2 separate regions of the Mus musculus genome follow, and region 1 is linked to region 2. The links are chromatin loops, found by intact Hi-C in ENCODE. Cell type or tissue: heart. All regions are shown on one strand. Each heading gives the region's core, and the rest is flanking DNA. Links, peaks and the distances in the headings are about the cores only.

Evidence for each region. A loop is a pair of places that touch in the nucleus more often than their neighbours do. Peaks named below come from ENCODE experiments on the same cell type or tissue, not always from the same donor. Only the 100,000 strongest peaks of a DNase experiment are listed, where the experiment ranks them.
Region 1: it touches region 2 in a loop (4-fold over the local background); 15 of 42 quality-filtered maps call a loop at or near these places.

Annotation. Positions count from the first base shown.
Region 1 is chr1:9,690,881-9,707,102 of GRCm38, forward strand. Mybl1 (myeloblastosis oncogene-like 1) reads right to left here and starts at 9,329. Exons shown (of 15, transcript NM_001290397.1): 1 at 9,055-9,329; 2 at 2,407-2,512; 3 at 1,838-1,909. The coding sequence starts at 9,074. In heart, for the core only: a CTCF peak has its summit at 9,466; a DNase peak (open chromatin) is centred at 9,691; H3K4me3 peaks cover 2,089 bases; H3K27ac peaks cover 1,709 bases.
Region 2 is chr1:9,623,927-9,640,148 of GRCm38, forward strand. 2610203C22Rik (RIKEN cDNA 2610203C22 gene) reads right to left here and starts at 7,166. Exons shown (of 5, transcript NR_015470.1): 1 at 7,135-7,166. Vxn (vexin) reads left to right here. Exons shown (of 6, transcript NM_178399.4): 6 at 787-3,216. The coding sequence ends at 970. In heart, for the core only: no CTCF peak of the experiment used is centred there; DNase peaks (open chromatin) are centred at 6,375, 7,225 and 7,725; H3K27ac peaks cover 536 bases.

The DNA of each region.
Region 1 (16,222 bases), core at 6,558-11,557, 70 kb after region 2:
GGGTTGGAGAGATGGCTCAGTGGTTAAGAGCACTGACTGTTCTTCCAGAGGTCCTGAGTTCAATTCCCATCAACCACATGGTGGCTCACAACCATCTGTAATGGGATCTAAAGCCCTCTTCTGGTGTATCTGAAGACAGCTACAGTGTACTTATATAAATAAAATAAATTTTAACCTCTAGTTTAAATCTAGTATACATAACTTCTAATTGTTTGCTTTTTTTAAAGATTTATTTATTTATTATATGTAAGTACACTGTAGCTGTCTTCAGACACCCCAGAAGAGGGCATCAGATCTCATTATGGATGGTTGTGAGCCACCATGTGGATGCTGGGATTTGAACTCAGGATCTTTAGAAGAGCAGTCAGTGCTCTTAACTGCTGAGCCATCTCTCCAGCCCTTGAGTTTGCTTTTACTGACTAAATGCTAAATGTCAGGAACTGTGCCAACCTTGTTTATATTTGTAATTCTCACAATACTATAGAAGCAAGTAGCGGAAGGCCAAAGAAGTATTTTCTCTAAATTAACAGAGCTGACATTTGAATATAATTTGCACTAACTCTATAATTTGTTTTCTCCCATTATTTCATTCTCAGTTTTCATGTTACACTGAGAGATTCTATGATTATATGAAAACAAATAAACAAACAAAAACCCAAAGGTAACCTTGTTTCTGAAACCAAAAAGAATCAACACTGAAATTTAAAATTTAGGTAATTTATCTAACAACTCACAATGCTCTTAAGAAACAAATGAGTACATGCAGAAGTACTTCATATTGCATATAAAATTATATGCCAATAATATGCGAATATTGGTATGATGAACAAGTATACTGTAAAATAATAAAAATGTAAATAGCTAGGTATGATACTTTACAACTTTAACCCTATCACTCAGGAGAAAGAGGTAAGCAGATATCTATGAGTTTGAGGCCAGCCTGATTTACATAATGACTTCCAGGCTACCCAGTAAGTAAGTAAGTACTATGTAAGACTTCATCTCAAAAAAAAAAATCAATAAAAATACCCAAAAACATATGCATTAGATAAGAAACCTAACAATTTTTTCTTGATTTTATTTGTTAGCTGTCAAAATGTTTTAATAGTAAAGTTCTTCAAAATAATTTCACATATATCACAGTTGAGGACATAGATCAATAGTAAAGTGCTTGGCTGAGTTTACAAGGCCCTAGGTTCAATTACCAACATACAAAAATCAAAATAAAATAAAACCACTTGTCACAAATATTTTTGAAGTTCTACCAAAAGTTAATGCCATTTTGTTTTATAGTAAAAGTTCTTTTAGGCCCCTGGAAAAATGCTTTACAAGTTAAGCAGCCATTATCCAAAATTTTTGAGACTAAAATTGTTTCAGATTTCAGTTTGGAGATCTGGAAATATGTACATATGCATAAAATAATATGTCCTGGGGATGGAACAGAAGTCTATAGATGAAACTCATCTATGTTTCATATCTACCTTATACACATAATCTAATAATAGTAACATTTCAGGCATACCTGGCATTTTTACTGTGATGTATTACATTAAGTCAAGTGTAAAACTGTGGCTCTAAATCAGTACTCAAAAAGTTGTAGATTTTGAAGCACTTTAGAAATTTCCAATTTTTGGATTTCAGGTACTCAGCCTGAATTGGAAAATTACTTTCTAAACCATTAACAAACAACTACAAACATACCAGAAAATAATTTAACCAGATGTTTTAAGGATGAAAACCAAACTATACAGACACATTTCTGAAAAATAGAATATATAAACTAATGGTTTAAATAAAGAAATGTTGTAACAGAAATACAACTTGACATTTCACGTACTTGAAGATGACTAGCAATTAGAGTCCAATCATCAGTTCCGTGTTGTTCAACCAACTTCTTTAACTTGTCATCCTATTGAGAGGAATAAAAATTAGAAATATTTCCTCCACCCCTGGTATGTAGATGATATTCTCATACTCTTTTTTTTTTTAAAGATTTATTTATTGATTATATGTAAGTACACTGTAGCTGTCTTCAGATACTCCAGAAGAGGGAGTCAGATCTCGTTATGGATGGTTGTGAGCCACCATGTGGTTGCTGGGATTTGAACTCTGGACCTTCGGAAGAGCAGTCGGGTGCTCTTACCCACTGAGCCATCTCACCAGCCCTATTCTCATACTCTTGAGTCATACTTGGTACTTGTTTTGAGAAGAACTAAAGTCACTATTGTACAAATTCCTCTATTACACTGTTTCAGTCAATCCCAAAATCAAACAATTGTTCATATCATTGATTTTTTAAAAAGAATGCACAACTAAGCTGATAATTTTCTCACATTGTTTTCATAATTCCTTTCGTGACTATAATACTGATAACTATGAGACTAGTCAAGCTTCCCAGGCAACTACCTCATCTCTTGTCCATTTTACTCTGTTCCAGAGTTTTTTCAGTCCTTTTTGTTGAGGTACTTCATAATCATGATCAGCATATTGAAGGTCATCATCCTCGTCCTCACTACAAAAGAATGCAATATGTAAGCTAAAGTATGCCATTTAAATTATTTAAAGCACTGAGTCTGTATATGCAGACATGACTAAAGAAGCTACTCAGAATAAACAATACAATCTCAATATTAATCAGAGTATACAAAATTAAGTCCTAAAGGGGATGACGGGAACATTAGGTGGTACTGGAATATATTGTGAAATGAAAGCAAAAAGAGACTATTTGGGAAAGGAAGGGCACCTAGGAAAAATGATGAGTAAAGGCAATTGGGGGAAGGCAAATCAGCAAGCTATAGGTTCAGTGAGAAACACTGTCTCCAAAAATAAGTTGGATTACAAGCTCAGAGCCTGAATTGTATGGGGTAAAAGGGGGGTGGGGTGAGAAAGAAGGAAGGAGGGAAGGAAGGGAAGGAGGGAGGGACATTTTAAAGAATGAAGCCTCCATGATAATGAATTAGATGATACTAAGTAGCCAGAGTAATGACCATCTGAAAACAACACTGGCAAGAATGACTGCTAAAGTTCACTATTCAACCACCTTAATATATAGAGCACATTTTAAAACTGAAGAAAGCATACTAAGAAACTGGAAGTTACCAAAGATTAACCTAAGTGTATTCTAAAATGAGAACAAGGTTCAAGTTGTAACTGTATAACCCTAAACAGACTAACTTCGCACAACTATAAGATGAATATATTACCTACCTTTAAGAAAAAGTGATTCAGCATTTTGTAAATAGATGGTCTAATATAATAGAATTCAAAATTATTTTTGCCTTACTAAATATAGTTCCTAAAAATTCATTCTGATATCAAATATCAAGTCTGAAGATTTGGCCATTCTTAATGCAATATACGAATGACTTTTAATATCTAAATGCAATATACAAATTCAATCTCACAAAAATCAAGCTCTAGATTTTATACACACATACATACATACACCCTATGTAGGAACCCCTAATTTCCTCTGACTTATCAAATCCATTTGACTAAACACATACACAGCTATAAAAAATTTTAAGGGAAAAGGATTAGTCTTCATGTGTAACTTTGCCAAAGTTCCACTTTCATATTTAACAATGAAATTATTCTACCTCTTAACAGTAGTAGTTAGAAACTACCAAGACAGATGTAATCATTTTTCAATGTCTTACAGCATTTGAAGGCATTTTTGTATTGCAGAAATCAGTGCTAGTAATATGTAATGATTTAATAAATTTGAACTTTCTACTTTTATAGTGAAATAAATAATTTCTTTTTTTTAAGATTTATTTTATTTTTTTATATGTAAGTACACTGTAGCTGTCATCAGACACCAGAAGAGGGAATCAGGTCTTGTTACAGATGGTTGTGAGCCACCATGTGGTGGCTGGGATTTGAACTCAGGACCTCTGGAAGAGCAGTTAGTGCTCTTAACCGCTGAGCCATCTCTCCAGCCCCGAAATAAATAATATCTACTCTAACATAATTAATCTAGAGAACAGCAGAAGTAATAAAATGTTACTCTAATTAAAAACTAAAAGCTCACCAATCTAGTGCTTGGTTTCCTCAGTCACTGTTACTGTTCTTATTTAGAGTCAAGAAAAATATTATTTTTTAAAAGTTGATGTTGCTGGCTTAGTTGTTGTTTTCTTTTTAGTTTTGTTTGGTTTTAAAACAATATACTACTATTTCAAGGTAGCCTTAACTTCACTATGTAACCTAGGCTGCACTGAACTAATGAACTCCCTTCCTGTCTTTAAGAGCTAGTATTACAGATGTATATATACCACCACACTTTACCAGGAAAATGTTAATTCTATAAATTTTTAATACATAAGCAAATTATTTTCAATGAAAACTGTTCTATGAGTAAATAAAGAGGATTATGAAACAACAAAAAAATATCTTAACATGTTGGGGTATTATAAGCTAATAGGATACGATAGTCATGATTTTACTTATATATCAATACACAAATTAAACTTGGTTTTTAAGATAAAACTTTTGGGGGAAATACAGACTAACAGACAACCTAATAAAGATGAATTAAACAAAGAAAAATATTGTTTACTGAAAAAGTAACCTCTAGTCTGAAATTTGAGAAATTAGAAATTTCTAGTAAAATTCCCTCAACTTGATCACATTTTTAATCCAAATTTCCTCAAGTCTCAAATATTTATCATAAAAAAAAACAAAAAACAAAAAAAACAGGCGGGTAAGATGGCTCAGCAGGTCTGCTCTTTCAAAGTACCTGAATTCAAATCTCAGCAACCACATGGTGGCCCACAACCATCAGTAATGAGATCTGATGCCCTCTCCTGGTGTGTCTGAAGACAGCAACAGTGTACTTATTTATAATAATAAATAAATCTTTGGGCCAGAGGGAGCAGGGACTGAGCGAGTGGGGTTGACCAGAGCTGGGCTGACTGGAGCAAGCAGAGATCCTAAAATTCAATTCCCAACAACCACATGAAGGCTCATAACCATTTGTACAGCTACAGTGTACTCATATACATAAAATAAATAAATAACTCTTTAAAAAAAAATAGAAGGTTGGGCTGGAGAGATGGCTCAGTGGTTAAGAGCACTGACTGAGACTGAAGGAAAGGCCACCCAGAGACTGTCCCACCTGGGGATTCATGCCAGATATAGTCACCAAACACCGACACTATTGTGGATGCTAAGAAATGCTTGCTGAAAGGAGCCTGATATAGCTGTCTCCTGAGAGGCCCTGCCAGGGCCTTACACATATAGAGTTGCAGTCAACCATTGCACTGAGTGCAGGTTCCCCAATGATGGAGGTAGAGAAAGGACTGAGGGAGCTGGAGGAGTCTGCAACCCCATAGGAAGAACAACAATATCAACCAACCAGACCCCTCCAGAGTTTCCAAGGACTAAGTCACCAACCAAGAAGTACACATAGCTCCAGCTGCATATATAGCAAAGGGTGACCTTGTCCATGCATCAATGGGAGAAGAAGTCCTTGGTCCTATGAAGGCTTGATAGATGCCCCAGTGTAGGGGAATCAAGGATGGGGAGGCAGGAGTGGTTGGGTAAATAGGTGGAGGAACACCCTCATAGAAGCAGGGGGAGGGGAGATGTGATAGGGAGTTTCTGGGAGGGGGTAACCAGGTAAGGGGTTGAACATTTGAAATGTAAATAAATTAAAAATAAATAAATTAATTAAAAAAAGAGTACTGACTGTCCTTCCAGAGGTCCTGAGTTCAATTCTCAGCAACCACATAGTGGCTCACAAACATCTGCAATGGGTTCTAATACCCTCTTCTGGTGTGTCTAAAGACAGTGACAGTGTACTCATATACATAAAATAAAAAAATCTTTAAGAAAAAAATAATACAAGGCTGGTCATAGTGGCTTATATCTGTAATTCCAATACATGGGAGACTGATTCTAGAGGATTTTTCACAAATTCAAGTCCAGCCCAGGCTACATAGTGAGACAGTGAATTTAAGACTATCCAGTACTAGTGAGTGAGCGCCTGTCTCAAAAAAAAAAAAAAGTCTTTAATTTCAGGTCAATTTAAGGTCAGGGCAACTGTATATTTAATTATTTTCAGTTCAACTGCACTCAATTTATGTTCATTTATCAAATTGATTTAACAAAGTGAAATCAGGCCACCCAGCGGTTAATATGCTGTACTGCATATAGCAAATATTGGCTTCCACCTCTAGACTGCAAACTAGCATTATCAGAGAAAGACAAAGTTTGACTTCAGATAATCAGAACCATTAATATTACAAACACTGAAATAAATACTTTTTTAAAAAAACTATATAATTATCCATAAACAAAAACAATGGATAATATTTCTAATTCTTTTAGAGAATGTTATTTTTAAACAGAACAGGATGGTCACAAAAGTCCTCAAAGATTTGGATTAAAACTATAAGCTACCTTACAGACTAAAAAGTCCAAGTCCCATATATAAACGAAAAGAAACTGAAATAGATTTTACCTGATTCCCCAAAATAATATTGCTAGTTAAAGACACAAAAAAAAAATCCTAAAAATATCCTTTATCATCCTAAAAATATTTCTTATAGTTTTGCATTCATTCACTTCAGTCATGTTTCTAGAAACAAACATGAATTTGCTACACACACACAAATACACACACCACTAAGGAAAAAACTTCCTATGTAGAACCTAGCTTTCATCTTATCATTTTAATTTAATCATTGGTCATCTTAAGTATAAATATCTTAACCTATGCCTAGTAAGTAGGCTTTGTAGCATCAGAATTATTGTGAACTTATTTCTAGGGGTTTAATTGGCCTTTAAAAGCTAAACTAGGGCAGGAAAGATGACTCAGTAGGTGTTTGCTGCCAAGCCTGTCAACCTGGGTTTGATCCTCAGGACAACTATGGCAGCAGTGAACTTCCAGATAACTGTCCTTTCATCTTTCACACCCTGGCACAACTGCATGTACACAGGCACACATGCACTCATGCATGAGCACACACATACCATAAAATGAAACTATACATAGAATATTTAAAAATCAAATACATACTGTTAATAGATATCCTAATAAGAAATAGCTGTAAATTGTATCACTAAAATCCCCATTAAATTCTAAAACTATTTTAAGTCACAAAACTACATAACCTTTTCTATATGCAAATCTTAGTGAAAAACTCTGCAGCCATTAGAAAGCTAAAAAGAACCAACATTGTTCAGTTGTTTTATATTTAGGGTAAACATTTTCTGCTTTTAGGTGTTTTTTTCCCCCAAATAACATAGAGAAAGTCTACTATATTTATGCCCATATCCTTATGCAAGATATTGCATTCACCTCAGTGTTTGTATGCTGAAGACCTTTGTTTCTCTATTATATATTGAATTCATATCTACTAAGATTCTCAGCCAAAGAAGAAAGCCCAATGAATAAGGTATTTCATCCTCAAACATTTCATTATCTTCTAATACAGGAATCATATTTAAATATATAAGAAATTTAACAGCACCTGGAACTCACTGAAGAAAACCCAAAGAAACAGACCAGAGATGGTGATCTCTCATCACACCCTCTATCTACATACTTCCAGAGAAGTGTTTCACTGCAGCACAATTACTCCAGAACTATAACTTTTTACATCATTTTTTACATCATTCTATATTGTCTCAATTAACTTACACATCATTTAAAAGCATTGTTAGACTTCAAAACTCAAAAAGCCTAAAGCAGTACTCCAGCAATCTTATCTTTAAATCTGCATCTTTTATGAAGATGGGAATGTTATGTCTTTGAAGTTGTAGATCAGCAGTTCTTACCTGCATGGTCCAGATTCCATCCCCCCAGAGATATGTGGCACCATCTGTAAACAGTTTTGGTTGTCCTGACTGTAGGAAAAAGGGCTACTGTCTTCTACTGAGTAAAGGTAAAGGTGCTGCTAAAAACCCCTACAACTACCTCATCCAAAATGATAAAAGACCAAGGTAGTGTGCCTGTGGGTGTATGCGTATATGCACACTTGTTCCACTTCAATGTTCAATCTATTCTGCAGCCACTTTATATAAAGTAATTATGTCATAATTAAATTTATGTTGATATCTGCAGAACCAACCTACATATAGAAGAATATATGAATAAAGCCAAGTATTTTATGCGTAGTTATTTTAAATCAAACTCTGCAATGAATGACTCTCAGTACTAAATTTCAGCTCAGGGAATATGACTCTTAGATTTTGAAGCTGTGTATCTAGATAAATGGAAATTCTGAGAAATACTTTTCAGGTTTCCTTAATACTGAAAATCGAGACACTAGATTTTTTTGTCATCTGATTATGCCACACAATTTAGGAGTAGCTATTACAATAGCATAAAATAAAAGTTAGGTGCATAAAGACATCCTAGCACATCTTTCTACAACAACAACATTGTGTCCTACTTGTTACAATGCCGATACAATCAGAATCAAACATGAATACTTGAGATACAAAGTAACTAAGACACATTGGTTTAGGATCAAGTTTACTCGATAGTAACAACGTAACAATGTCCTCAGAAGATACTAAGAAAAAGAAAAGCTCAGAAGAGCAGTGCGCACAAGGGAGATTTAGCGAATTCCCTTCTCAAGATTTCCCAGAACCGTGCCCGCCCAGGTTTGTCAAGGAGATCTGTTTTGATTTGGCACGATTAAGTCAGAGGAGAGAACCCCATTTCAAGTCATCCAGGCAAACACAACCGCTTCCCCTGGCGTGGCGTATCCCCTGACAGTGGGCAAACTTACCTGGCAAGAAACCTCCCTGAAAGTGGCTGTGAGAAGTTAGAAGTCTGGGCGTGAGCTGTGGGAGAATCCGTCAATGCAGCAACCTGAGCATTTGTTAGAGAGAGTCCTACACACAGTCGTCTAATAATGATGGAGTCTAATAATGATAGATGCTCTCAGGCCAGCGCGGCCGAAGCGGGTGTGGGACACCCACCGAACAGGAAAACCTATGCCCCCCAGGCTCGAGAGGGCCTAAGTGGGGACCAGCAGGAAAGGACAGAGAGCAAGAGTCGAGACAGGGCCGCTAGGCCGGGTCCGAGGGGATGGCACCCACCTGCGCGACCTCTTCGCCATCCTTCAAGTACCGCATAGGCGCGGGCTGGGCGGGGACGCGGGGTCAGCCTCCTCCAGCCTGGGGCCAATGCTCCCTCTCCGAGACCCACCCGCCGCTTCCCCAACTCCTTCCCTCAGGTGACCGAGAGCGGAAAGCAGGCCCGGTCAGGTCAGGGCCAGGCGGGACTGAGGGACAGAGGGGCGGACCAAGACCCACTGCTCCTAGCCGCGGCCGGGCCCGGCCAGGGATGCCCTGGACATGTCAGGAGGCGTGCTCCCGCCCGCCGCCGCCCCGCCCGCCGCCGCCGCCTCCGCCTCAGAGCTGCCGGCCCTGCGCCGCTCCGTCACGGGCGCCGACCCCCGCCCTCTCCCCGCAGCGAGCAGCACTGCAGCACTCGCAGCCTCCTGCAGGGTTTTGTCCGCACCGCCGAATCTCGCGCCCAGCCTCCCTCAAGAGCCGCCGTTTGAATCTGCGCACGCGGCCCCGAACCTCATTGGCTGGGGCGGCCGCGCGCAGGGGGGCGGGGGCGGGGCGGCGAGGGCGCGCGCGGCAGAGGGCGGGGCCGGCGGGGCTAGAAGCCAGGATTGGAACTCGCGGGAGTCCCGGAGCGCCGTGGAGCCGGGGGAGGGGCGGGGCGGGATGGGGGAGGCGCGAGGCCGGTTCACGGGCCGAGGTGACAGGACACGGAACGCGGGGTGAGCCACCCAGTGGGGCGCGGAGATTGCTGGGAAGGCGAGTTTCTGCGCCCCGGGTGTGTGCCGGAAGAGGCGCCGGGGCCGATCCAGCCGCCGCCACCTCCGGAGGGGTGCGGAGCGTGCCTCTGGGGCGGGGACAGTCGGGGTCCTGGGCAGGGGAGGACCTCGCGGGCGCTAGTTCGCGCTGTGAGTCTCGCCACTTAAGGGCGCGGTCATCTACTTAACCTTCTAGCCAGGAAACTTGCGCGGCCGTTATTTTCTTAAGCATGTGTGAGTTAGTTCTGCGCCGAAAGGACAAGGAAACTGGCCAAGACCCTGTTGTTGTGTCTTTTGTTTTCCCCAGAGATGAATAAAAGTGTGATAAGTGGGGAGTTGTTATCTCGAGGCTTGCGTGGAACGGGAAAAGGTTGATAGTGCTCCAGAAGCTCAACCTCGTACTCCGTCTACAAAGGGGGCGGGATGCTCTTCGCGGGGAACCCAGAGTCCCGGAGGTGCGCCTGAAAGCTGGAGTAACTGAAATCTTGCATAGGGGAAGGGGCCTCTTACAGTTGCAACTTCTCAACAGTTACACGGTTAAAGAAGCATACAAGGAGATTATTAACTACAGTAGCGATTAGACACGGCGAAGAGCCCAAATTTGCAAGACACCATGCTCTACTGCATAGAGTGATGAACCACAGATCAATGTTGTTACAAACTGACATTTTTTGCTATTTTGAAACTGTACGCATCGTCTTTTGCAAATCAGAGATACAGGTGCAAATACAAATCAAGATGAGCTTGCAATTCAAAACAACCAGGTAGATACACACTCGCTTTTAAAAAAAAAATAACTTCCTTTTTCTCAAGATATATTTTGGGAAGGAAAAGCACTTTTAAATTATTTTCTGAGTTCCATAGTAGCTTCTAAAGAGAGAGACTAATTTAGAAATTAATATTTTTGAGACAAGGTGTTGTTATGTACCCCAGGCTGATCTTGAACTCAGTATAGAGCCCAGACTTTCTTCATGATCTACCTTAGCTTCACCAGGGCTACATGATGGAATGCTCCTCCTAGTCTTCAAATGTCATTTGGAAGCATATTTACTCTTGGGTATGCATTGTTCCATTTTTATTCTAACAGGAAGCAAAACTGATATTCTTAGGTTATGATCAGCTTTATACAAACAACCGTTTTAGAACTTGAAGGTAAGTGCATCAGATTTTTAAGTAAAATTTATTCTCATTGTTTTATATAGGGAAACGTCCTCCCAAAGATAGTATTACAGAATACTTTGAGACAAGGTGGTGTTATGTACTCAAGGCTGACCAGATCTCCAGAGCGCCTACAGCAGATGATGGCAGATAAAGAAGAACACTTGAAGTTCTCTGGCCAGCTGGACTGCTTTATGTAGTGCTGAACAAGACTCTGATGTTGGGGGAGAGTTTTGTATGCTGTGTATTCAGATGCTGCTACTGTGCCCTGAGATCTGAGAGTTAGCATTGTCATTATTATTGAAGCATTTCCTGTGTATTGTTCCCCGCCACTTCTGATTGGTTGATGAAGAGCTGATCGGGCTATAATTGGGAGGAGAGTGAAGGTAGGACTTCCAATCCCATTGAGGGAGTCCCAGGTGGAGGTATCCAGACAAGAGAATGACCTTGTGGACACAGATGGAGAGGAGCAGCCAGGAGAGCCTAAAATGGCAAGTAATGGGTCATGTGGCTGTGTAGTAGGCAGCACAGTCGGTTAGAATAGATGGATATATACTCAGCTGTAGTACTTGAAACTTATTAATAAATATACCAGGTCCCTGTGTCATTATTTCAGAACAAGAGCAAGCATAGAAAAGCCCAGTACTTTTACAGTCTTACAGAGTAGAAGGCAAGGATCAACACCCAATGTTTTTATACTCTGACCTCCATATTTGAAGTGTAGCATATATGCATGCTCACATGAACTCACATACACACAATATAACATTCAGAGAGGTTTTACACTCTCAAAATTCAATGAGAGGAATAAAAACAATTAAAGTCTACAAAAGATGACTACTTTGCCAAAAACAAAAGATATAAAAGCGAGCTGAATGTGGTGGTTTACATTGTAATCCAGTAGTATCCAGCAGTTGGGAGTTCAATTCCAGCCCAGTCTGAGCTAAATTGAAACTCTGTCTCAAAAAGAAAGTGGGGTGGGGGGAAGGGGAGAAGAAAGAAAAGTAACAAACACATGTAACAATCTCTCACTTACACGATTTTCAACCACAAAGAAGCAAGAAATGTAACCCCCAAACTAAAAACGCTGAGGCAAAAGGCTTATGAGTTCTGAGTCTCCTGAGTTATACAATGAGACCTTGTCTGACAATATATGGTAAAAATGCATACACTTAGTAGTAGTGAGGTATCTAAAAAAGAGCTAAAAATAAAAATACTGAAGCATATAGAACTTCCCTGCTTGCTCATAGGAATGCAGGTGGGTTAGGCACTTTGGAAAGCATTTATAATTGCTTCATTTTTAATTTAAAAAAGCTGGAGCTGGAAAGATGGCTCAGTGGTTAAGAGCTTTTCCAGGTTTCAATTCCCAGCCCACATAGCAGCTCACAATGGACTGCAACTCCAGTACCAGGCGATCTGATGCCCTCTTCTGGCTTCCACTAACACTACACTACAGGCAAACCTGGGTATGTGTCTATCATAAACCAAACATAAGCCAGGATGGTGGGTGGCACAGGCTTCTGATCCCAGCTGAGCCAGGGGACTGCTGTGAGTTCAAGGCCAGCCTAAACTACATAATGAACTCCAAGGCAGCCTGAGCTACAGTAGCCTGAGCTACAGCATGAGACTCTGTCTGAAAAAAATAAACAAACAAACATAAACCTAAGAAGGGACAGCTTTCTTTTTGTGCCTCAACAGCTACGAATGGTTTGGACAGTTAATGCTTCTATCAAGCTTTCGCAATGAATATTCCTTCAAGCTCTCTTTATATTCATATTCCATGATAAATTTATTTTGTTATTTATTTCTCTAGAATTTGTTGTTGTTGTCGTCGTCACGCTGCCCTTTTAGCTGGCCTCCTATTGCCTTAGCCTTCCCAGTCCTTGGATGGCAGGCATGTTCTTCCATACCTGGCAGATATTTTTATTATAAAAATAATGTTTAAAAGCTTTTCTAGGGCTCGTAGTTCACCTACAGAGCAGCTGCTTATAATATGTGAGAAACTTTGTTCCTTCACTGTTCACACCCACACACACACACACACACACTTTACTAATTCCCTTTCTTGAGATTATTAAGTAAATTCCTCCATAGGGAGATGTACCTTCTTCCCATCCTCTATGAAGAAAGACCAAGTTCACCCAAGATTTGCTAGTTTGAAAAGCTTTGGTTCATGTACTACCTATGAAATTATTTTAACAAAAGTGTGTACACAATCATTTCCATGAGGAGATTCTGGTTTTGGTTTTGGTTTCAGTTTTCGAGACAGGGTTTCTCTGTGTAGCCCTGGCTGTCCTGGAACTCACTTTGTAGACCAGGCTGGCCTCGAACTCAGAAATCCGCCTGCCTCTGCCTCCCGAGTGCTGGGATTAAAGGCGTGCGCCACCACGCCCGGCTCCATGAGGAGATTTTTTTTTTATGTTTATTTACAGCTACCTTGGGGCATACCCAGCTATCAATAAATCAAATCTCTGTAGAATAGATGAAGACAAGCAAGAGATATGAATATGTATGCACACAAGAGTGTGATAAAAAATATAAATTAAAGTATATTTGAAATGCCATGTACCAGCTACTGCAACAGCAAATTTCCCAAAAGTTCTGAGAACAGCATCTAAGCAATTCCCTAATACTGGTACTGAAAACTGATGTCATTCTTTTATAAAGCAATAATGACTAAAATCCATAAATACATATACAGCCTTTGGCAGTTATTTTTTTGACAGATAATTTAACTTGAGGACATAATTCAGTTGAGGAAACAATGTGTCTGAATATTTATAGTAGTATATTTCATCATTACCCCAAGTAAAAAACATTTACACTTAGACTGGCTTAAATGGTTCTTTGGCTAATAAAAATTGTATACAGTTAAGACCCCACTAAATGGCTCTTTCTCTTCTAAGACCTTGCACATGCACTTGTCTTAGATAATAGTCACAATTTCTTTAATCATAACAACTGGAAGAAGTATAGGTATTATTTTCACCTATTTTATAAATCTGGAAAACTGGACACCCAAAGGTTAATTTGTCCAAGGGCATACAATGGCAGACTAGAATGAGAGCCAAGCTGCCACTCCTAATCCTGTAGTGACTGTGGGTGCTCAGCTATAAATACAGTGCATGTGAGATATAAGATAGTGCAGTGCAAAGAGATAGTTATGGTGCTTACAATAAATATGACATCATTTAGGATAAGCATGCATGATGTAATGAGCACATGTCTATCACACTAGAAAATGGTCTGTAGACTAAATCAACTATTAATAATATTTGACTGTGAAGAAAAAAGTCAAATGAAGCAAAAGAGCCTTTGCATTTTTTACGGGTTGTTCTTGTATTATTTGACTCTTTAAAAACATTAATTTATTTTGTTTTTATTTTTTTAAGATGGTGTTAAATGCTAAAAGTAACTGAAAACTCTAGAAGCAGCACAGGTGTGGTACATACTCTACAGATCTTGAATGTCTCCAAGGGCTCATGTGTGGAAAGTTTGTTCTCAGAGCAACACTGTTACTATACGGTATAACCATTGAGAGGTGGTTATTGGGTGTGTATACCGCAGGAAACGATGGGATTCTGGCCCCCTCCTTTCCTTTGCTTTGGTCCTAGCTCTTGATTTAATCAGTTTCCCTACCATGCTCTCCTGCTATGATGTGCTTCTTGATCAACCCCCAAAGACAAGGCCAACCCATGAACTGGAACAACCAAACTGTTAAGTCCTCTTGGTTATCTCATTAATGCAGCAAAAAGGTGATAAGACCTCTACTCCTGCATCGATAATGCTAAAAGAAATGTTCTCCAGCAGAAAGGATGAGACATATTTATTACACATACATTATTAAACATTACATATTTCATCTGAAAACAAAACTTTAGCTGAGAACTAGATCTTGGGTACAGAAATGTTTGCTCCAACCTGACTCCCCCACTATCAATACTTTTACTGATCCCCCCCCCAAAAAAAAAAGTTGCAAGAGAGAAATGGGGTTTGTTTGTTTGTTTGGATTTTTTTGTTTTTGTTTTTCGAGACAGGGTTTCTCTGTATATCCCTGGCTGTCCTGGAACTCACTCTGTAGACCAGGCTGGCCTCGAACTCAGAAATCTGCCTGCCTCTGCCTCCCAAATCCTGGGATTAAAGGCATGCACCACCACTGCCCAGTGAGAAATGTTTCAAGTATTCTTGTTTCAACCCATGTCTCCTCACTCTGTATTTTGGGGGTAGATACAATTCCCCCAATCTATTCATGTCCCGATCCCTAGAACTGTGAACATATTATGTTTCATGATAAAAAGGATTTTGCAGGAATGATCCCATAGAAGATCTTGAGTGGAGATACTACTGCCTGTTAGCCCCGAGGCACTAATCATGAGGTATTTAAAGAGTAAGGGGGAGCAGAAGAGAGAGATTACAAGATGTTACACCACTGGCTGTAAATAGGAAAGGCTCATGAAGCAAGGACTTCAGGCAACTTCTAGAAGCCAGAAAAGGTAAGAAAACAAATTTTCTCCTAGAACTTAAGAAAGGAATGTAGCTCTCCTAGCGCCTTGCTTTTAGCTCAGTGGGATCCTTTTCTCATTGCGGGCCTTCAGAGCCACAGGAGAAGAGATTTGTGTTATTTTGAGTTACACATTTGTGGTAACTGGTTATTGCACCAATAGAAAATTAACTCATTTTCAAATTTTTGATCTGTAGTAGTAAAAAATCATGCTTTCAAATCTTTAAAAATGTTCTTTCACAGTGTCCATATTTTGGCCAATATTTACAAGTAATCCTACTACCCAGTATTCAAAACTGGAGGACAGGAACGCCTGGTCAGGAGAGATGTCAACATCTGAAGCAGAGATAAATTGTCAGCTAGTGAGTTTCTAAAATTCGCTATTCCCTGTGGAAACACCTAGACATGCAATCTGTAGAGACAACAACGCTGAAAAAGAATAAGAAATATTGCCTCTGATAAAATAGAAGGTGACAACATTCAGGGTAGGAATGGAACAGAAACAGCACATATATATGCTTATGTGATGGTGGAGAACATGGTTCTCATGTTGGAAGCCTTGCTTTAAAGGAACAATGTGTAGCCCTAAATTCTTTTCACACATGAACACAAGTTTGTGACTGGTTTTTACATTGTCTAACAATACATTGGAACATACTAGCCAGATAACTCACCAGCTAAGGGTGCTTGCCTCCTGCTTAATGATGTAAGTTTGATCCAGCTCTCAAGCAAAATGCCAGACCTGGCAGTGCAGATCTGTAATCCTGCAGTTGCCATG
Region 2 (16,222 bases), core at 3,664-8,663:
ACTGAGTTGTATCTGCAGCCCTTGTTTGATTTTTGATGCTTGATGTTTGGTTTTCTTATAGCATCATCCAAGCTAGCTTGGAATTTGAGATCTGCTGTTTTTGTCTCCTAAGGGCTGAGAATACAAGTGTGGTCCCTGATCTTTTCAGATCTCAATTGGAGATTAGGAATCAAGATGAGTTGTTGAAAAGCAGACACAATCAAAGTATATCTAATATTGACCAAAGGAAGTAAAACCCTGGGAGTTAAAGTGGGAACTTTCAGGATGGAGCCTCTGAATGTCAGAGGGGCGGTGGCTGTCGTGGACTGGTCAGGTAGACCAGAAAGACTATGCCATTCCTTGATAAAAGTTAAGCTTTCTAGGCTACAGTGCTGCATGGTTTCTCTAAGCCCAGCCACCCCTCCCCCACCTCACCTGCCTATCTCTATACTAGAGATCAAATCCAAGCCTTATACAAGTTGGGCAAGCACTCTACCGCTGATCTACCACCTCATAACTCAGTGATTTCTACTGGTTAGGCGAGCAAGACTCAAAACATAAGGAAAGGAGCCCAGATCCCATAAATCTCTGTGCTCATGGTCATCTCTTTGTACCCCATCTTAGATGAACCCCAGAGACATTCCTGTGGGTGTTGTGACCCTCCAGCTATGCAGGACATGGACATAGGATGGAGGAGGAGAGGAGAACACTGGCTGGCCACTCTCCTCAAAGTTACAACTTAAGTCTGGCTCAGTGCAGTAATTGCCTTTCCTGCTCCATCCCCACCCCACTCTGGTTTTCATTTAGATCCAGACACCTCAAGAAGATAGCAGAAGAGTACCCAGCCCTTCCCCAGGGAGCAGAAGCCTCCCTGCCATTAACAGGCAGTACTTCCTGTGGCGTCCCTGGCATCCTACGAAAAATGTGGACCAGGCACAAGAAGAAGTCTGAATATGTGGGAGCCACCAACAGCGCCTTTGAAGCCGACTAAACTCGACATTTCATGGGCACCTTGCATTGGTCAAGGTTCGGAGGAAGATAGAAGAGTTGAGGACTGGGACTGAGCCACCCTCCCCTCTGCTGGTTGCTGGTCCAAACACATCATCATTCCTTATACTCTGACATGGGGCATGGAAAGTAACATCCTCAGAAGGCAAGAAAGCTGTTCCTCAGAACTGCTAAAGCCATTGGTCTTAAAGTCGTATTGGTCAATTACAAAGGTTATATACCTACTTTTAGGCAAAGCTATACCAAAAGCAAACTTTCCTGGCCTGTTTAAAAGCCTCCAAGGAAAACAGAAGGCAGTTGATCTGTCTTCTTTGTGAGTTTTCCCAAAACGTATGGTTTCTGGTGTAAATGTAAAAGTTTGATTCTGAGGTACTCAGAACACAACAGTTCTTACTTTTCCCATCCCATGTCTGTTTTCCCTTGATGAAATACAAAATGCTTCATCTTTGCTTTGTTCTAATATCTACTTAACAGCAACCATTGCCAATCTGCTTTGCTAATCATGGGCATGACTGCATGAGCTCTCTCTCTTCTTTAGGTGCATTCTTGTCTATAGAAAAGCACTTAAAATCCCAATGTTAATTTTAATGTCTAATATTTTGTGATGTGGTGCAATTGACAAGCTTTGTATAGTGACTTTAATCCAGAGAGCATTCTCCCATCATTGTCTCTTCTCACCATTACAAACCCTCTGATAAGAAAGCACTGTGGTCCCCAACCTACAGATTGGGACACTAGAGCATCTGGATGGCAGTATGTGACTTAACAGCAGCTTGTGGGACTGTCACCAGGTCTGAGCATCTCTAAAATAACTGATTTAAGAAAGTCTTTAAATGGAGAGAAGAATCTGACAATGTTGGAACAAAGAAGTGATTCGAATGAAATACATCATTGTGTATTAGATAATTAAGACGGGTGCAGAGAACAGGGACCCCAACACGTAAAGAGGTTCAGACAGGAGGATCACATGTTTGGGACATGCCTGGACAGCCTAGCAATATCCTGTCTCAAAAACAAAACAAATCATGCATGGACACACACACAAACAGAGAGGGAGAGAGATTATGCATAGATGAAACCAGAAGAAATCGCCATTTTTGTAGGTTGAAACAGCTGAAAATCAATTTCCTGTGGCTCAAACTAATATTTACTATCATTTAAAAATGATCATGTAAGAAATAATGGTAATCAAAGCTATCATTTGTTAAATGCCTACCTGCCTTGTGCTGAGCACAGTGTTGAACACCACGCATGAATTAAGCTATTCTTTCTAACAACTAACTTGGGTGGATTTTCTCACTGTATATGTTGATACTAATTCAAAAAAGTTAAGTGATTAGATTGAAGTCGCCTAACTCTAGGTGTCTAACTTTAATGCCCATATTGTATCTTCTCCTTCACACAAAATAAGGAAAAGGGAAGGATGGAAATCAGCAAAACGTCTTCCTCTGCAATGGCCTGGGAAGAGGCTACCTGGAGCACAGCGTGGAGATGAGGTATCAGAGTGCAGAGACTGGTTAGTGGTATCTGCCTGTGAAGTGGTCGGTAACATAGACCTTATATATTTCTCATCTGTGGCTTAAATTCTGCCCCCCGGAAGTCTTGTTCCCTAATTAAGAGGTTTAAATTAATCCGACCTTCTTAATGAAAGCAGAAACTCCGTGGTAAACTCTACCCTAAGGTTATGTTGAGACTCCGCAGGTGTTGGCACAAGCACGAGTTTGAACTGTTTGGGTATCAGGCTTGCTTCTGCTGTTCTGTGGATTCTGCTTTCCTGTTCCTGATGCTCTGGATAAACTGAAACATGGCGGTAAGTCAAACCCAGACTTCCAGGCTCTTGCCTTGCTGATTGCTGCCCTCCCACCTCTGCTTTAGACCCTGAGCATCTGACCCTCATGTCCAAACATAGTCTGGACACTTGGGCATCAAGTGCTTTGTCCCAGTGAACCATCTAATGTCATATACAATATTAAGTTGGAATCCAGAACAAAGTTAGGGATAAAACATGTCACAGAGTCTCCAACGATTGAATTTATTTAACTTAAAATTGATGTCTTAAATGTGTGTGTGTGGCTCCTGGAGATTTATTTTATATGTAGACTGGGACTCATTTATTTATCTTTAATTTAAATATTTAATGGTGAAATGTTTGCCTTCTGTAGAACATTTCATTCAAATAAAAATAAAGGATGCCTTGTTAGTGACATTAATAAACCACTTGAAGATTGTGTCTGAGGCTCCCTCGATCAATGAGAGAAGGTTTGCACAATGGGAAAGATTTATGCATGTGGGCCTCACTGCTCCCTGAAATGAGAGGGAATCCAGCATGCTCTTTCTATCCTGAGGCAATGTCTAGGTCTGATATCACAGGCCCTGCCTCCAGACAGCACCAGGGCCTCTGCTGAAGGGACTGACTGAATGAGGTATAATCCCAGGGCTTCCCTCCCGCCTGCTGCTAAGGCGTTTCCGTAGCACCCATAAATTCCAGGGTCCCAGTGACCCTCCTCGGCCTGCTGGCTTCTCTGCCTTGAAAAGATCCAAACTTCCTCCTCTGTGCCCACCTCATGCCTCCTTGCTGGAGACTGCCCCCCCCCCATGACTCACCACGGCACAGCCACTCACAAAAGGATGCCAAGGCTGACTGCCGACGCCCATCTGGCAATAACCAAGATTGGAGTCTGCTTGAACCAGAGGCAGGGTTTCCAGGACATGTAGGGTAATAAAACTGCCTCTGTTAGGACAGAGGCCAGTCACATATTTCCGTTCTCACTCTGGAGATACCCTACCCCACCCAGCACCAAGGTTGCCTAGAGCTGGCAGATGGGCAGTGGGTAGGAAAAGCAAGGCAGCCAAGACCAGTTTTAAAAAGGAATCATGTGACAGGTCGTTTCTGACACAAAGTTGGCAGGGACAAAGGGATAGACAAGGAAGAATGCAGGCAAAGAAAGTTCTCTGGAGAATTAGAATTTGCACTCCATCTCTAATGTCACGGGAATGTCATCCTCTACCAGGAAGCCCAAGAAGTTCCCAACAAATGCATCCCTGTCTCTCTCAAAGGACAAGGAAAAAAACTGTTCTGAAAACTAGCCCACACACCTGGTCATTTGATTTTTACTTTGTCACATGGGACCGGGGACACAATTCGTTATCTACCAATATACCCTCTGTTGGGTAGGAGCAAAAAAATAGAGAAATGGCAACAGAGAAACCTAACACGCAGAATCATTATGGAGAGGGTAGCTAAGCTTGTTACAGGCTGCACACTCCTGGCCCTTGTTGGAGTCTGTAGAGGTATCCAAGCTGAGAGGCTCTTACAACTCTGTTTTCCCCACATCTCTCACACTTCTCAGGCCAAACACAAGCTCGCTTTCTGGGATACCACATCCTATACCTCACTCCTCCCATTTTCCTCAGTACTAGGATTTAATTCAAGGGTCCTCTGGCACTAGGCAAGCATTGCTGGGCCACAGATCCAGCCCTTCCCTATCCCATTTTTAAAGTCTATTTTGAATCACTAAGCTACCTGACTGACCTCAAACTCAAAGTTCTCTTTCACAGGGCTCCCAAATAGCTGGGGTCATGAGCCAGGGCCACTGTCTCAAGCTCTGGGCCAGAAGGCATTTGCCATAAGGCAATTTCCCCTACCAACAGGTGGCTGAGGCCTTGCTGAAAGGGCCTACATTTTCAAGTAGAGCAGGTGTCCCTGGAGTGCTGAGCAAATGCTGACCCATATTTGGAGGCCTACCCACAAAGAAACAAAGTAAGCGTTCTATTCAACCACCTGATCTCCAGGGCTTGATTCACAGAGAGCCACACCTCATCATCCTGTGTCCTGTGTGACACTCCATTGAGCTAAGCCTTCCACCAGCCAGGAAACAGAGAGATTGGCAAAGGGTTGGGGGAACATGAGGGGTTCAGCAGCAGCTCTCACTAAATAGGACGCAGCTATTTGTAACATATTAGATTCTATAGGTAATGCTCCAAGAGCACACATGTTCCCCAGATGCCAACCTTTAGATAAAGACAAGAGGCAGCACAAACTATGCAAATTGTTTCTTGGTACCACCCAGGACTAGCTCAAACCAAATCTAATCAGTGAGAGCAAGCTTGTTTCTCTCTGTTGTCCCCTCAGCTCAGCAACTTTCCATAAACACACACACACACTTTTCAGTTCCCTTCCTTGTTTTCCCCACACCTCTCACCCTTTGACCTCAGTAGGGCCTCAGACCCCAATACTCTGACCAGCCAGGACTGTCATCTCCTCCACCCAAAGTCTTGGGTATCCCGTGCTCTGCACTTCAAACGTGACAACGAGAACTTGAGTGGCTGTAGAACCTCATGCAGATTTCTGAGTTCACTTTCTTCATTGGTTGAAAAAGAAAATATCCTACCTGCCTCCTTGTCCCAGAAATGATTAAACAAAATTACCTGGGCCAATATGCAGCTGATTTGTATTAGTGTGGCTACTCAAGTGAGACTATTGGAGCACTTCCACAGTAGCTAAAAATGCCTGGGACTACCCTGAGCCTCCCTCCATGTTGTCCCTGGTTACTGAGCCCCTCCCTTAGGGTTCTCACCAACTTCTCTGTGGATAATAGTCTTGGGCAATACCCTACAGGCTTGAAGGATGGAAGGCTCCATTAGTATTATGACCAGTATTCATCCTTGCCAGCCATTTGCCCAGGTTCTGCCAGTTCTTAAAAGCTGGACTGTCCTAGAGACAATGCATTAGAATGTACCTGTCTTATAGGCTAAAGTATAGGCCACACAAGCATGAAATGGATCGGAGCAAGAAGGGGTTGCCCTTTACGTTGTTGTGGGTCATATAAACCTTAGGGATTGGAGAGATGAATCTGAGACTCAATTTGAGACTAGAAAGTAAGATTTTAAATTCTTTGCACTCCCACAGCCTAACACCCTTCTGAAGCAAATGTCCTCTATAAAGAAGACAGGAAACTGTTAGCAGGGTCCCCTGCCATTCAGCCCAAGAGCTGTGAACCCCTGACAGTGTAGAAACTGCTGCCAAGTGAGAAGCCGGGTGCCAGACCCCACCTCACAGTGGTGAGCCTCCTTGCTGCCTGAGTTTCTTTGAACCTCTATTTTGCATTCAAATTAAATTACCTACCCGATCTACCTCACCGGCTGATGAAAACTCAACAGAGCCCAAGCCTAACCGGGCTTTGCAAATTGTGAATTGCATTAACATATGGTGTGATAATCCGCCCCATTCAGAAGAAGCAGGGACGGGTGGCGAGCAGTGAGTGATTCAGCCAGCCAGGCAGGAACTGAAAATAGAATCATTTCCTGAGCCAGGGTCCAGGGTTCTCTCTCAGAAGAAGGTGGGCAGGGGAAGGGCTCCAGGGCGGCTGAACACAAGGCTCTCCATTTCCCACTGTAGCATTTGGGCTGATCCTGCAGCCCCAGGTGGTCACCCAGTGTGCCAGGTCAGTCCGGGCCAGTGACCCTTGCTTGGCTCAGAAGCAAGATGTGGGTGGTGACGACTCTTTTGAATTCAAAAGAGTCTACTTGCTGCCAACTGCTGCCTTTGGCCTCCTGCCTGCATTCCCTACCAGCAAAATTAGTCCTCAACTGAAACCTACAAAGTGCATTGGCTTAGGAGACCACAGGCTTTTGTCTGTCTGCTCCAACTCGGAGGAAGAAGGCCCAGCCCTGCTCATTTAGCCTCACTAGACTTCAAACCAGACCCTAGGACTAAAGTGCTCCTGAGGAGTCAGGTCTGATGGGAAGCTTGCTTGGTAAGGTATAACCAGGCAGAGATTTGGTACTTCATAAATAAGCCCTCTGCACCACATTCTTGTTATTCATGCAGGCCAAGTAAAGCAAGACAATAACTCAAGAAACAGTGACCTCACCAGGAAAGCAGGCTATGTAGTCTCACACACAAGCCTCACGGCCATAAATCCAGGAGACTATTCCATGAAAATTCTCTGTCCTTGCAGAGGAGCAGGGACAGTGTGGAGGCAGGGAGGAGAGAGCCCTCTTATCTACAGAGATCTCCCTTTATGCCTCAGAAATGAAAGGACACTTCTCTCTCTCTCTCTCTCTCTCTCTCTCACACACACACACACACACACACACACCCACACACACAGGTGGACCTGTACCCTTGTCACTTTGTAGACATACCAGAAGGAATTCAAAGCTGCTTGTCATCTTCGTCCTCTTCGTTCTCTAGGGCCTGTCCAGGCTCTTGCCAGCAGACTGCTCTGCAGCTGGATGCTATTGTAAACTATGCTTCCGCATCTGTGTCATGCTCTTCCTTAGGAGAGGGCTAAAGATGGAGCTCAGGGGAAGTAGGAAGAGGAAAGATGCTTCCTGTTCTGGCTACTTACTCTCTGCTCTCCCAGCCCAAGGAGGAGTGTAAAAGGCTCTATTCCTAGCCTCTGAATCCTCAGGTTAAAGCTACAGATCTTCTGGGATTCCTCTCTGGGTTCAGTGGACTGTTGCATGTGAAGACAGATAGACAGTTAACAGGCACTGGTGTATGTAGTTTACATGTGGTGGGCTCTGAGCTAAGTGCTTAAAGTACCTCAGCTCATGTGATCCTCCATCCAAGATGGACTTTTATCTTCCCTATAGATGATTAAAAGGTCAGAAAGGCCTTCATGTTCCTGATGAGAGCCGAAATTTCCTTTTAGAAAGAAAACGTTGCTTGTGCCTCCAAAAGGCTGGAAGCCAAGGAAGGAGGCCAAAAAGGGCCCTCAGCCAGCCCATTACTCAGCAGGTAAGCAAGCTAGTTGTGAAAGACAGTGGCTCAGTTGTCATCCCAGTGTCCAGGGCAACAGTACAAACAGTGTACATAACACAGGTCAATGCCCCAGCCTTTCTGACTTAAAAAAAAAAAAATCCCCTGCGGCATGTGGTGAGAGGGGGCAGGGTACAGGGAAAGCAGGTAGGCTTCCTGATGACATGAGAACATACCTCCACCTGGGGATACTTCCAGCCTCTTTGTTGTGCTTTGGCGGTGCTTGTGCAGAAAATAAAACCACTGGCCCAGTTCCCACTTCAGTTATTCTTTGAGTGTGGAGGTGGTCTCCAGAAGGAAGGGGCTCCTCCACCAAGAAACCTGTATTTGTGACAAAGGTTTCAGAAACATGCCATCCCCCCCCCCCACTTCACAATTTAATGCTACACTTTGCAATGCAGATCCTGCCTTCTCTCAAAGAAGACAAAAAGCAAAAGTCATCTAAAAGTAATAGAATTTAGCAGAGTGAGAAGAAATGATCAGGACACAGATCCTAGAAGAAATAAATGGAGAAAGAGATGTGGAAGTTTGAGACAGCAGAAAGAAAACAATGGAAAAAAGAGGAGAATTTAAAGAAGCTCACAGTGAGGGCTATGGGGACAATTCAGCATTGGGGAAAACATGCTGCTCTTGCAGAAGACCCAAGATCTCAGCACCCATATTTTGGGGATTCCACACCCTTTTCCGACTTCATAGGCACTAGGCATGTACTTGGTACACATATATGCACTCAGGCAAAACACATACACATGGCACAAGAATAAATACATATTTATTTATTTTAAAAACGCAGCTCAAGAGTGGGTAAGCAAGATCATGTTGATGTTGAAATCAAAATCAACTCACTTTTCAACCTCCAAGACTGGACACCAGGTGGGCAGAGACAAAGCATGCTTTTATGTGCCATAGTTCATGAAAGGTACCAACATACGAAAATTAGAAAACTATGTGACCTGTGTGGGTATTTATATGTAGTTACAAGAAAAGAAAAAAAAATGACTGAGAGAGGAAGGAAATATTTGATCTGTGTATTGAAAAGTAAGTCCAGTTTTGCCAAGAAAAGAAAGAGCAAGAACCAAAGGACGTCGTCCCAAAGTCAATTAGAAATGTCCTAAGAACCAGCAAGTATCTCTAGCCTCTGCTTTCCCACAGTTTTTACTGACCCATTAACTGCCAGCCAGGCAGTTTGAGCAGTTGATGTCACACAGCCCAAAACATTGGTCACATCAATCAAGGAGCTGGTGCACCAAGTCACCAATGGCCAACACCAGCAAAAACGGCTGCAGCAACTGACTACCCATGGCCAGAAATCAGTTGACCCACCTGTCTAATAGCACTTGGCCTTATCAGCCAATACCCTCATGTTGTTCCTGACCAGGGGCATGACAGGGTCTCCCAGCTGCACTCAGATGGAACCAGAGGTGAAGAGAGAACTCCAGCCACCACACTGGTGTCACACCCTGCTCAACAGGATAGGCAGCTGAAAGCAGAGCCCACCAAGTACATCTATGGTTACCTCAAGAACAGCAATAAGAATTCCTTCTTTGCAAAAATCTAGGGCAAATGTTAATCCAAACAGGATACCAGAGAACATAAGCAGCACAGTCAGGGATGGCCCAAAGCATTCCATACACTCTAATAACTGAAAGCAATTTTAGCATCTCCATTATATTATAAAGAAAGCCAAGATTTAGGAAAGTAGTGACTAATAATAATTGAGTTTGGCAACAAGAGAACTTAACTCACACTCACTGATTCAAAATTACACATCCTTTTCTTTATAAGCATAAATTAATAACTTATTTCACAAAGGAGACATGCTTGAGAAAGAAAACGTTCAAAGAAGACTGAACTGCTGGGTGATTTGCAATCTGCTACTCACAGATCAACTAAGCCTCAGCATGGCAGAACCTCTCCTGGCAACTACCCAGTCAACAACTATCCTGAGAAACAGCAATACAATTCAAAACTGCTAAGTAATAAAGAATGGTCACACACACACACACACACACACACACACACACACATACCTTCTGTCCCCTCTCCTTTCTAAGCTTCTGGTCCCTAGCAATCCTGGGTTCTCTATCTCCTTGACCTTCCCTTTCCTAGCTCCCAGCTCCTTTCCCGACCTCATAATATAACTAAATTGTCACTCAAAAATAGGAATTCAGTCCTTCCTGTAGGTGTACCCACTTGATAGGGCTGGAGGCAAGGCTTAGTTAATAGAGTTCTTTCCTGGCATGCACAAAGCCCTGGTTTCAATTCACAGTACTGCATAAAGCCAGGCATGATGGCATATGCCTGTAATCCCAGCACACAGGCAGATACACACTCATGCGCACTCACACATGCACAGAGACAGAGACAGGCAGAGACAGAGAGAGACAGAGAGAGATAGAGACAGAGAGACAGAAACAGAGAAGAGAGAGAGAACTTCCCCGTGGTAGAGAAGAAAGGGAAGAGAGTTCAGACAAGAGCCAACAATAAGGCCAGTCAGTTTTCAGTCCTCTGTCTAACTCTGTCACCTTCACTTGTCTCATGTGTGAGATGTCCAGCCATCTCAGCTCAACTCCACTCTTGCCATACATTGCCTTGGTTTTCTTTACTTTATTTCCCTTCTGCCCTGATTCCTTCCTTTTGCTTTTCAGTGTCCTGAGGAACATAGGCTGTCTTGCTTTGTAGGGTTCTGTACCTCAGCCTCCTGAGATGATTATTCTATGGCATATGCTTGCATAGCTTTACTCTCTTCAGTGTTTTAACCAAAATCCCTCACCCTTCCCCAACATTTCTGCTACTGTGTTTCACTCTCCTGTTTATACAGTCCTCGTCTACTTTCTATCATCCCAATAATAATCAACAGTCTTTGTGTGCCTTTCCTTTGTTGTCTTTTCCTTTCCACTCATAGCTACAATAACTAATATATCATTAGCATACACAGGGCCGTCAGCATCCCTTTGCTCCCTAGTATAATGATGTTTGAGGGATGGTTGTTGTGTAGTTAACTATTACTCCATTGTAACTCTTATTGCAGAGGAGGGATAGGGATAGAGTGTAGGACCCTGAATACCAGTTTAACAAGAAATAACACCTCAACCTGACCTCAACTTATCAATCCCAAACATTCCAAACATGAAACTTTAAACCAATGACCTAACTCCTCATATACAAGTTTCAGTATAAGTTGCATTAATAATAACAACAATAACAACAACAATAATAATAATAATATTAAAGATAACAGGTATCCTCCAAAAATTACCAATCCCATAATAATGGTCTCCCCAGGTTCAAGAAATTCCAAAGGATTCAAAACAATGATGACAAAATTGTCCAAATAAGTGAAAGAAAAATAAATAAACAATGATTTCCCAGGGAATGTGGACAAGCCATTGAAGGGAATGAGGAAGTCAATGCAGGATGTGAAAATGTATTCAATACAGAGAAATACAGAAGAAAAGGTGAAGCGCGATGTCATTGGGAATGAAGACAGCAAAATTCCTTTTGGGAAGTAACTCCAGTGCCGTGAACACCACATCCTCCTCTGACTGAGGTTGCAGCTCTTTTCTTGGCCCCTGCCCTACCTGGAGTCCTGAACCAACTTGCTTCAAGTTTCAGCCCTAGTCTGTCCCCAGACCTCACCCATAGCTCCTCCCTGTGAATTTCAATAGTGTTTTAAAACTATATCCACAATCCAAAATTCAGTGTGTGTGTGTGTGTGTGTGTGTGTGTGTGTGTGTGTGTGTATGTGTGTGTGTGTATGTGTGTGTGGTGTGTGTGTGTGTGGTATGTGTGTGTGTGTGGTATGTGTGGTGTATGTGTGTGTGTGTGTGTGTGTGTGTGTGTGTGTGGTGTGTGTGTGTGTGTGTGTGTATGGTGTGTGTGTGTGTGTGTGTGTGTGATGTGTGTGTGTGGTGTGTGTGTGGTGTATGTGTGTGTGTGTGTGTGTGTGTGTGTGTGTGTGTGGTGTGAGTGTGTGTGCGGGGTATGTGTGTGTGTGTGTGTGGTGTATGTGTATGTGTGGTGTGTGTGTGTGTGTGGTGTGTGTGTGTATGTGTGTGTAGTATGTGTGTGTGGTGTGTGTGTGTGTGTGTGTGTGTGTGTGTGTGTGTGTGGTGTGTGTGGTGTGTGTGTGTATGTGTGTGTGTATGTGTGTGTGTGTGTGTGTGTGTGTATTCCCAAGTTCATCCAGAATTCAGCTTTATATCTCCCTGAGCTCTCACCTACATATTTATGGATGTGCCTTTGATCCCTTCCTCATCATAGTCAATATTCTTCAAGTAAAGAGGTATGCTCATTCATTCATGCATTCATTCAACAAATATTTGCTGAATACCTAATATATACAAATGCTTTCACAAGGCAAAGATACTGACTTTGTGGCACTTAGGTTTTGAGTGGAGTGGAGGGAATGAGTGCAATATAAAGGTCCACAAACTAGCAATAAGTATGCTGTATGTAGTCAATTACAAAATGTGAAGCATCCCACATCATGTGACTAGAACTATCAAACTAGACAGTAGACGTCTGGTGTCTTCAGTTCCTGGATTTCACTTAACTTACTCTGAAAAACAAAATGTCAGAAACAAATCAAGGTGCAGTGTTGCAGTTATTTTCCCAGATGCACAGAAACCAGTTGAATACACGTTCCCCATATCACATGCAGACCGTGGAAATGAGGTTTGTGGGCTGCACTGGTAAATGTATACAAGCAGCTCCCAGGAGCTGAGGTTTGTGTTAAAGAGTGCAAGGAAACCAACTGTCCAGCAGACCAAAGAGCAATTACAAAAGGAATCATTCCAGAGGTGACTGGGAAATGATGTCACAGCATGGGTACACTGGGTGCTGGGCAACACTGGTGTCACCCATGTACACCCTGGCTCTTGTCCCATCCTCAGTCACTACCACTGGGAAAGGGGCCTACCTCTCCATTTCTCTCCCTCTGAGTCATTCCTAGTGTGTGTCTTTTATGGGGGCCTTGAAATATATTGTTACTTTGTTTCTATCCATCACAACTTAAGAGCTTGATCTTCTCTCCAAAAAGAGACTCACCAGCTACTTGAACTGCCTTCAAGGGGATGCCAAGAGTATCACGAACAGCTTCAACTTCTCAAGCAAGTCCAGGAGCCTGAAATACATCCACATCTCACTGAAGCTCAAGCAATCATCATCTGACACAAAAGCTGTGATTGATTGTCTTGTCACACTTCCTGTGACTGTCTTCCCATTCCAGTCACACTTCCTGTGACTGTCTTCCCGTTCCAGTCACACTTCCTGTGATTGTCTTCCCGTTCCAGTCACACTTCCTGTGATTGTCTTACCATTCCCAGCCACACTTCCTGTGACTGTCTTCCCATTCCCAGACATACTTCCTGTGACTGTCTTCCCGTTCTCAGACATACTTCCTGTGACTGTCTTCCCGTTCCCAGACATACTTCCTGTGACTGTCTTCCCGTTCCCAGACATACTTCCTGTGACTGTCTTCCCGTTCCCAGACATACTTCCTGTGACTGTCTTCCCGTTCCCAGCCACACTTCCTGTGACTGTCTTCCCGTTCCCAGTCACACTTCCTGTGACTGTCTTCCCGTTCCCAGACATACTTCCTGTGACTGTCTTCCCGTTCTCAGACATACTTCCTGTGACTGTCTTCCCGTTCCAGTCACACTTCCTGCGACTGTCTTCCCATTCCAGTCATACTTCCTGTGATTGTCTTCCCGTTCTCAGACACACTTCCTGTGATTGTCTTACCATTCCCAGCCACACTTCCTGTGACTGTCTTCCCATTCCCAGACATACTTCCTGATGGCAGAATTTGGCTGTTTAGTTCACCCCTACTTTTGCCAGTCCCTTTAAATAAAAAGCACCTCCAAAAGGGCCACCCTCAGGACTGTGCCCAGATGCACCTTTGACATGGGTTATCATGTCATGTCTGGTTCTGCCAGGGACCACAGAGCCTCCCGACATTACAAGGACTCTAATACTTGTCCATCCCCCCAGTACCACAGACCTGAGCAGGACTGTTAGTCTTACAATCTTTGGAATTAAACACATGTATAACGTTCATTTTGGTATGGGATGATAGGTCATTGTGTGCATATGACCTTGTACTTGCACACAATATCTCTGGGATGGGACCTTGAGATTGAAGGGAAGAAATGGGGTGAGGGGCAGTTCATACCTCATGCCTTTTGAATTCTTATGTTTTAACAAAACAGTAAGCTCCCATATTCTCCCTCCCAATTCCAACCTCACTTTAACTTTGTTACAATTGATTCACATCTTCTTAGTGCTCCCTTCTAGTAATTCACCTTTGGCAGGTGTGTGAAGACATACAACCACCATTGATTGGAATGTCAGAATAGTCTCACTACCCTAAACATCCTTCTCTTTCCTCCTTCCTCCTTCCTCTTTCCTCCGTCCTCCCTTCTCCCCCTCCCTCCTTTTTCCTTCTTTCTTCCTTCTTTCTTCCTCCTTCCTCCTTCCTCCTTCCTCTAGAGACCCTGTCAACAACTAGGTCTTTTTCCTAGTGTGTCCTTTCCCTTGTTTGTTTAGGGAATACTTTTGTTGTTGCTGCTGTTGGATTTTATAGGTTTGCCTTTGTTTTTGTTTTTTTCCCAATAAACTACATCTTTACTTATTTTACAAAAGGTTTTTAACCTATAAAAAGAGTTTTTAAGGAGCTGGAGAAATGGCTCGGTAGTTAAGAGCACTTGCTGTCTTTGCTGGGAACCCAGGTTCAGCTCCCACCACTCACATGAGAACCCATCTGTAACTCCAGTTTCAGAAGATCCAATACCCTCTCCTGATCTCCAGGGGCACCAGGAATGTATGTGGTGCACATACATACATGCAGACAAAACACTCATACACATAAAATAAGTACATCTAAAACCTTAAGTCCAATTTAACTCAGCCTCTCAGGGACTCCTTTCAAACCATGGCCATAAATGGATTTAACAACATGAACTAATGCTAATAAAAATATGTTAAGAAAATTACTGAAATGCTTTTATGGCTAGGCAGTGATGTGTCAAGTGTCTAAAACTTACTTCAGCTGATACAATAATGAAACTTGGACAGGGGCCAGGGAAACAGTTCAGGGGGTTACAGCACTTGCCTCATATGCACGGAAACCTGAGTCATTTTAACCTTTATCCTTGATCCCTACCTTAGCCCCTTCTGACCTCTGGAGCACTCAGAAACATCAGGACAGAGGTGAGCCCAGGGAGCTGAGCAGGACTCAGATAAATGACCCTCTTGTTTCATTTGGTGGTAAAGCCAACTTTAAAAAAGAAAATTGTTTAGGCTCAACTCAACTTTTTCGGCTTCTTTTAAACATATATTTCAAAAGTGTGTATGCAAAGCATACATGACAAAATCAGTGTGCCCTGAATGAGGTGCCAGTCCACCTCACTTGGCACAAGTAGAAAAGTGATTGACTCCAGCAAGCCCGGGCATGCAGAGAAGCACTCTCATCCAAGCGTGCTATGCCCCACCCCCATGTTTGATGTTTTTCACAGACCGGTTTTCCAGGATGAAATGCTTTTACACCACAAGAGATCCTTCATTTTGCTCTCACTAGACACTACCAGAACTTCTGAACTGTCCAAATCAGCTTTCTTGTTGACTCTCACTATAAGCTGTGATTGACTTCATGGTGTTGGGGGAGTAATGGCAGCTTAACTAAATATCTCTAGTCTTCTTTGTCCCTTAATCACCTTCTGGCCTAAGTTTGTTTGCAGAAATCAACAGGGAGCATGACAAGTTCCAAGTATAGACCCGGGGTTGTGTCTCTGGGGTCTCAGGAGCAGAGGAGCCCAGCAAAGAGGCTGGTCGTCCAGTAAAGCACTTTCTTGATAGTGACTTTTACTGATACCCTGTTATGCTTGCCCACAGGAACCTACCATAACTGTCCTCTGAGAGGCTCTATGCAGCAACTGACGGAAATGGATTCAGAGACCCTCAGCCAAACATTGGATGAAAGTTGGGGACTCTTATGGAAGAGTTGGGGGGAAGGACTGAAAGCCCTGTACAGGATAGAAACTCCACAGGAAGACCAGCAGATTCAACTAACATGGACCCCTGGGAGCTCTCAAAGACTGAGCCACCAACCAAAGAGCATACAGTCTGGACTGAGGTCCCCTCCCCCACTCCCCCATATGTAGCAGATGAGCAGCTCAGTCTCCATATAGATCCCCAACAACAGGAGCAGAGGTTGTCCTTAAAGCTGTCACCTGACTATGAAATCCATTCCCCAATAAGGTTTCCTTATCTTGCTTTAGACAAGGATGTGCCTAACTGTGAAGAGAATTGATGAGACAGGGTGGGGGAAATACTGGGGGGGGGGGGGGGAAGCACCCTCTCAGAGGAAAAGGGAAGGAGGAATAGTGGGATCAGGGACTCTGGGGTGGGGAGGTGACCGGGAGGTGGAGCAGCATCTGAGATGTAAATAAATAAATAAGAAGAAAAGCA